Regions from separate parts of the Homo sapiens genome. Here region 2 is linked to region 1. Evidence: chromatin contacts called from ENCODE Hi-C or POLR2A ChIA-PET data. All regions are on one chromosome and are shown on one strand. Each heading gives the region's core, a stretch centred on a gene start or an enhancer-like site at or near the end of the contact. The rest is flanking DNA. Distances are from core to core; before and after follow the strand shown. Region 1 overlaps AKAP13 (A-kinase anchoring protein 13). Region 2 has its middle 78 kb from the start of CHASERR.

Region 1 (3,577 bases), core at 797-3,296:
CATCTCAGACACTCAAACACTGGCCTGAGAGTTTGAATATTGCTGAAACCTTTTTACGTGATAGTGCCACTCCCTTAAAAATCATCATTGCTTAAATCTCTGTAGGGTGTTGGAACTGGTTGGGAAGAAAGGAACAGAAAGAACAGAACTTGGAAACAAATTCTGCCCATAGTGTTCTTGGTCACTTTTGCAGATCAGAATTAGTAGCTGGTTCTCCAGCAAATCTGCCACCTCCTGTGTTGCCCTTAGGTGCCTAAAATATTATAGATTTTCAATAAAACAAAAGAAAAAAAATATACTTTTTTAACTGGATTATAAGACAATAAAATCTTATCTTTAAGTTATCACAAGATGCGATAAATGGATTATGCAAAAGGATATGGAAATGTTTATAAGCAAATCCAAGGAACTTTGAACGACATTAGAGTGTGATGATTTTTTAAAAATTAAAAATTTTTTTTAATTTTGAAAAATGTTAATACAAAGTATTATACATAGGTAATTTATCACATATGTGTCCATGATTCAGAATGAACACATAGTAACATTCTGTCAGACGGCTTCAGATTGTTTCACTTTTTAAGAAACCATTATGGTTAAGTTCAGATTCCCCTTTGTTTCCCTGCCCCATGCATCTTCCTTCCTCCCCAAGGACAAGGACTGTCATGAATTCAGTGCATTCGTAGTCTGTGTTTTATAATTTATTTTCATACATAAACAACATATAATTTGTTTTTGTTTTTAACCTACATAAATACTACCATACAGTACCTCTTTTTGTAATTTGCTTTATTCTCTTCAGCATTATATATTGAGGATTCAGCACGCTGAAAAACATAGATCTACTAATCATTGACTTTGCCTTTTCATAGTCTTTTTATACTTTTTCTGTAGAAGGGAAAGAGAAATGGACTTAAAGATGATGTATTTGAAAGACTTTAGCTGAGTGGGGATTTGTGAAGAGAAAGGGTTTGAGTGGGGTGGGCTTTCAAGTCTGTGCATGGGAAGGATATGATGGATCAACTAATGGGAGAGGAAGAAACCAGAAAGGAGCATGCCAGCTGCAAGTCCTGGGCATCTCTGTGGCAGAGGAGGGGAGGTGCACCATACACCCTGAGTAAGAATAGTGCTCGTGAGGATGGGCAGAAACATGTTTTGGCTTACTAGAAAATAAATAAAGCCGTTTGCCTCGACCACTTTGTTATGCTTCTTGCTGTGGGTCCAGCAGCCTGAAACTCACTTACCCATCTGATAGAATCACAGCAGAGGGAACCTGGGGGAAAATGTGATTCCTCCTTTTTAATTTTATAGATGAGGAAACGGAGGCCTGTCAAGAAGGGACTAGGGTCATACTAGTACATACATACATGCAGAGCCAGGACCTACGTCAAATTTAGTTTGACAGCTGTTTGTCCTTTTGTGTTACTAAATTGATGTTTGACATACTGTAATCAAGGCTGTGTCAGCGCATTCATCTAATTTTAGTTTAAATAGGCATAGTAGGGCCGAGAGAGGAGCATTTGAATAGGATGCATGAGCTAGGCACTATGCTGGAGAGTCTTAATTTGAAGATTCAGCAGTGGGTGAATGGTCCCTGCCCCAGAGAGGGGATAGAGAAAAACCTAAGAGAGTCTCAATACACTGTGCCAGTGGTATTAAGGAGGAGACCTGTGAACCAAGTGGGTGTTAAAGGAAGTGTTACAAAAGGCATGGAATAGGCCTTTGAGGTCTGGGATTCTAGCAGTCTCCTTTCTGGTTTCCTTCCCTCCCCATCATCACTCCAGTCCCCCACAAATCCATGTGTCTGGGCTAAAAGAGATGTTGGCCCAAAAGAGATGTTGGCCCTTAACTGGTGAGTTGATGTAGACAGGACCTGTGATGCTTCCTGAATCAGTCTGTGAGGCATTGCCTAGTGAATGGTATCTGTGGTTGATTTCCTGAGTGAGCCCTTCCCATGAGAGTGTCTCCTCGAGTGTCCCCACAGGCCGATCTTTCATTTGTTTCTGCTTTACCTCTGGCTTCCTGGAACAGTTCTGTTATGTGACTTTATAGCAGCGCTGAGAGCTGATGGTAAGCCTTCTGAGACACAGAGGCTTGGGTTTTTACGTCAGTGGCCCTTGTAGGCCAAGGGAGTGAAAAGTAAAGGAATTGAGATAAAATGCTGTCCTTGCCAAATTGTGGTTTCTGCTTTATCTTTCAAGAAGTCTCCATTTTCTCTTAAGTCACAGTTCCCAGAGGTGCATGTGGGGGTTCCAGTGACCTTTCATGTGTGGTTCCTGTCTCAGAGAATGGGGTGCAAAAAGCCCAGCGTAGTTAAGCTTTTCAGATTTTATATTCTGTGCTTTATTACAGTCATACAAATTTTGTAACCCCTGTTAGGGGCTTTATTAATGTATTTATTTGTAATTTAGACTTACACATTGATGGCAGACACTTTCACTTTTAGTTTTGGTAGCCTCTCAGCTTCCTGTCTGAAAAGTTCCAGACTTACTAGTTTTTGTTGATTAGAAATCACATCTGTTGCTTCCTAAGGGCCAGGAAACTCACCCTTCCCATCAGATCACTTGAGTCGTTGTTCCTCTCATTAAGCTGTAATCTGTCTCCTGGTCTCCAAATAAAGACACAAACACCGAAAAAAAAAAAATCACATCTGCTCGTGTTTTTCCTCCTCCAAATAACATCACAGACCTGCTTCCTAGAAGAGGACTGCAGTGTGTAATTTCAGTCACATTCTCACATGTGAGTGACTTCACTTTGAAATTCAGAGGCCACTTGTGGCAGCAGTGGAAACTCAGAATCTGGGATCTGTTTGCTTTGTCCATGTGACCTTGGGTTTGCTTTCTTTTCAGATTGCAGTGCTTTTGTCCACAAAGGCTGCCGAGAAAGTCTAGCCTCCTGTGCAAAGGTCAAAATGAAGGTAAGACTTTCTGGCTAAAACAAGGCTTAAAATAAAAGGGTTTAAACCAGCAAAATCCTCGGGAGTTGGGAGAGTTGAGGTTGTGGTGGATTTTGTTTATTTTAATCATTTGGTACCAACTTTGAGAACAAATTATAACTAAAAAATATTTTTTCTCTTAAGCGATCAATCTTCTTCTTGAGTAACACTGGAGAATTAGACTTTCAGAAAAGAAAACGCTTTCAGAACTTCTTCACGTTCAATATACATTTCTTCGTGATTTTAATATTTCCGTATTGCTCTTAAAGTGGTTTTCTTCTTAACTACGTCTGCAGGCCTACCCTGCTGTTCATACACCTGTCTTCCTCCTTCAGGACTATCAGGGCAGCAGGTGGAGGTCAGGGGCATTGACCTGCTGGTGGGGGTGGGGAGGGTGTTATGGTTAGCCCCAGCCTGTCTGGTAGCACTTTTCTCCTCAGGTATGTAATATAGGTGGCTCTGATCACATGACGTAAGAATAGAAAGTGCCTGTTTTATGGTGGTATCTGCCCTGAGCATGTATGCTATGTAATCATGCTTTCCCAGTGGCCCTTAAAAAAAAGTGTGGGTTAAGGGCCATACCTTTTAGGTAGCCTGTGAGGTTTTCAATGTTCTAGTCGCCTGTAAGTGTCTCTTCATTCC
Region 2 (3,577 bases), core at 518-3,017, 7.1 Mb after region 1:
AGATGGAGTCTCGCTCTGTTTCCCAGGCTGGAGTGCAGTGGCGCAGTCTTGGCTCACTGCATCCTCCGCCTCCCGGGCTCAAGTGATTCTCCTGCCTCAGCCTCCTAAGTAGCTGGGACCACAGGCATGTGCCACCATGCCCGGCTAATTTTTGAATTTTTAGTAGAGGTGGGGTTTCACCATGTTGGCCAGGCTGGTCTTGAACTCCTGACTTCAAGTGATCCACCTGCCTCGGCCTCCCAAAGTGCTGGGATTACAGGCGTGAGCCATCGTGCCCGGCATCAAGATCCTTAAATTAAGCTGGGCGTAGTGAGCCGAGATCATGTCACTGCACTTCAGCCTGGGCTACAAAGCAAGACTCCATCTCAAAATAAAATAAAATAAAATAATTTTTTTTTTTTTGAGACGGAGTTTCGCTCTTGCTGCCCAGGCTGGAGTGCTATGGCACGATCCTGGCTCACCACAACCTCCGCCTCCTGGGTTCTAGTGATTCTCCTGCCTCAGCCTTCCAAGTAGCTGGGATTACAGGCATGAGCCACCACACCCGGCTAACTTTGTTGTATTTTTAGTAGAGACAAGGTTTCTCCATGCTGGTCAGGCTGGTCTCGAACTCCCAGCCTCAGGTGATCTGCCCACCTCGGCCTCTCAAAGTGCTGGGATTACAGGTGTGAGCCACCACACCCTAAAATAAAATTGTTTTAAAAGTAAGATCTTTAACTTACACACCTGCACATTTGCAAAGCCCTAGTTGTTGGGGTTTTGTTTTTTTGTTTTTTTTTTTCTTTGAGACAGAGTCTCACTGGGATTGCAGGTGTGAGCCACCTTGCCCTGCCTGTGTTTTGGTTTTTGTTGTTTTTGCCAGATAAAGTAACATTCAGTTTCCACATATTGGGATATCACTGGGAGACCATTATTCAGCCCACCACACACATCCCCAAATCTACCAGGTTAAATGGAGGTAGATTTTTAAGCTTCCCAAGTAGCTGGGACTACAGGCATGCACCACTATGTCTGGCTAATTATTTTTATTTTTTATACAGTTGGGGTCTTGCTACATTGCCCAGGCTGGTCTTGAACTTCTAGGCTCAAGCAAACCTCCTGCCTCTGCCTTCCAAAGTGCTGGGATTACCGGTATGAGTCACCACACTGAGCAAGGGAGAAGAATTTTAAGAGTCCCTATAATAACTCCACACCTCTCTAAAAACCGCACTGCTCGCCCCTCCCCACTCCCACAGGTTTTGGAGTTTCTGACTCCTGAAAGAGAATGAGTCACAGACAGTTCCCGTCAGAAAAGACTATGTCCCTCCCACCTCTCATTTAGTTCCCGTTTGTTTAGGATTCAAGTGTCTTGGGCAGTTAGATAGCTCCCCAGCCTACCCAGTTTCCCTCTTGCCTCCCCTCTACTACCCCCAGAAATGCTTGTGCAATATTGGACTGACTCACCCAGAAATAACTCATGACTCTCCTTTGTTTACAGTTTAAGAGACTAGGGTGTTGAAATATCTCAGCAAAGGCCACTGAGGGACTCTTCAGTCCAGGGACAATGAAACACTGGACAACCTGGGAGGAGTTAGGTACATTCTCTGGCCTTCTCTCAGAGGGGCTTTTGCTGTGTTGTAACAGGCAGTGGAGTGTTGGTAAATATTTAACAAGGCATCTCCAAGGGGAAAAGCCTTAATATGTAGTGTTTACCTATTCCTGTGGTGTAAATACCCCTGCTATGGCCAGTTTCAAGCTACCAACATGATGTCATTGAAACCAAAGTTGGAAAGAAAAGTGCATCATCATTCTGAGCAGCTGACTCCAACACGCCACTGTAGCTCCACTGACCTAAGGGAAAACTGTCAGTCTTCACTCCATAAGGATGTACAGGCCCAGGGGCTGGACAATGTAGCTCTTGGAAGATCACAATAGAGTCAGTTTCCTAATTTCAGGGACCAACTGTTACTGCTAAGAATAAATGGGAGGCCAGGTGCAGTGGCTCACACCTGTAATCCAAGCACTTTGGGAGGCCGAGGCAGGTAGATCACCTGAGGTCAGAGTTCGAGACCAGCCTGACCAACAGAGTGAAACCTCGTCTCTACTAAAAATACAAAAATTAGCCAGGCTTGGTGGCGTGCACCTGTAATCCCAGCTACTCAGGAGGCTGAGGCAGGAGAATCACTTGAACCCAGGAGGCAGAGGTTGCAGTGAGCCGAAATCACACCACTGCACTCCAGCATGGGCAACAGACCAAGACTCTGTCTCAAAAAAAAAAAAAAAAGAACAAATGTGTAAAATAGTCACAGATCTTTACAATCCCATCCAGCGATGAGGTTCTAGGTACAAAACAAACATTAACATCTTTCTCCTCTGGAATCGCTTGAACCAAGGAGACAGAGGTTGCAGTGAGCCAAGATCGTGCCACTGCACTCCAGCCTGGGAATCAGAGTAAGACTCCGCCTCAGGAAAAAAAGAAAAAGAAATCTTTTTCCTCTGAACTCTCATCAAACTTCTATTTCTACATCTCTTTTGATTTTTTTTATTTATCTAACAATGACTGTGCCAAGCAATATTCCAAATAAGGTATATACCGTGACACAATCCAACCTCACAACAAGCCTACAGGCAAGTACTTTATGTATTTATTTATTTGTTTACTTATATATTTGTTGACACTGGGTCTCACTCTGTTGCCGAGGCTGGAGTGCAATGGCACCATCTGGGCTCACTGAAGCCTCGACCTCCTGGGCTCAAGCGATCCTCCCACCTCAGCACCCCCAGAGTAGCTGGGATTACAGGCACACGCTACCACACCCAGCTAATTTTTGTAATTTTAGTAGAGAGGGCATTTCACCTTGTTGCCCAGGCTGGTCTCGAACTCCTGGACTCAGGCGATCCACTGCTTCAGCCTCCCAAAGTGCTGGGATTACAGGAGTGAGCCACCAAGCCCAGCCTGGAACAAGCACTTTTTACAAATCTGTTTTACAAAGGAGCAAACTGAAGCGCTGAGAGGTTAAGTTACATGTCCAAAGTCACAAAGCCCTGAATTGCCTTTGCAATGCCCCTTAAAAAGTGGCAGAATAAATGCCCAACCCAAGAAGCTCTTCACATATTTGATTTAGATTCCACATAAAAATAAAAGCACTATGTATACATATTTACATATGGCATATTTATGATCTACTTTATAGTTATTTTGTAGCTGTTAGTAATGAAAATAAGAACAATTTTATACATCATGTGCTATGGAGAGACCACTAGACATGGTCATTGTTCAAAGGTCTAAACAGGAACTACATTTCTAAGAAATAGTTTATTTATTTTTTTTAGAGATGAGGTCTTACTATGTTGCCCAGGCTGGTCTTGACTCCTGAGCTCAAGCGATCCTCCTGCCTTGGCCTCCCAAAGTGTGGGGATTACAAGCATGAGCCATGGTGCCTGGCCCTAAGAAATAATTTAATATTTCATTATTAATAACAACACCTGAAATTTATAGAGCTTTTTTGTTTTGAGGCAGAGTCTCTGTTGCCCAGGCTGCAGTGCAGTCGCACTATCTCAGCTCACTGCAACCTCTGCCTCCTGGGTTTAAGCGATT

What was found. Hi-C counts contacts between places; a loop is a spot of excess contacts on that map. ChIA-PET counts read pairs that join two places held with the same protein, here RNA polymerase II (POLR2A). Pooled maps may share reads with other maps.
Region 2: a pooled map shows a loop between it and region 1 (4-fold over the local background). The contact joins two enhancer-like sites. A Hi-C loop is called at or near these places in 4 of 50 pooled maps. POLR2A ChIA-PET finds 5 or more read pairs at or near these places in 2 of 52 experiments (GM12878 and activated B cell).

Annotation. Positions count from the first base shown.
Region 1 is chr15:85,705,170-85,708,746 of GRCh38, forward strand. It overlaps AKAP13 (A-kinase anchoring protein 13), which reads left to right. Exons shown (of 37, transcript NM_007200.5): 18 at 2,850-2,917. Among named protein-coding and RNA genes, the nearest start is that of LINC02883, 52 kb to the right of the region's middle. RefSeq lists enhancers at 2,179-2,488, 3,461-3,577. Within about 2 kb of position 2,047, at least 23 of the 41 ENCODE cell types and tissues checked have a DNase peak (open chromatin) inside an H3K27ac peak, as active enhancers do; they include GM12878, where a contact is called at or near this core.
Region 2 is chr15:92,802,689-92,806,265 of GRCh38, forward strand. No RefSeq gene overlaps it. Among named protein-coding and RNA genes, the nearest start is that of CHASERR, 78 kb to the right of the region's middle. RefSeq lists an enhancer at 1,754-1,803. Within about 2 kb of position 1,768, at least 34 of the 41 ENCODE cell types and tissues checked have a DNase peak (open chromatin) inside an H3K27ac peak, as active enhancers do; they include GM12878, where a contact is called at or near this core.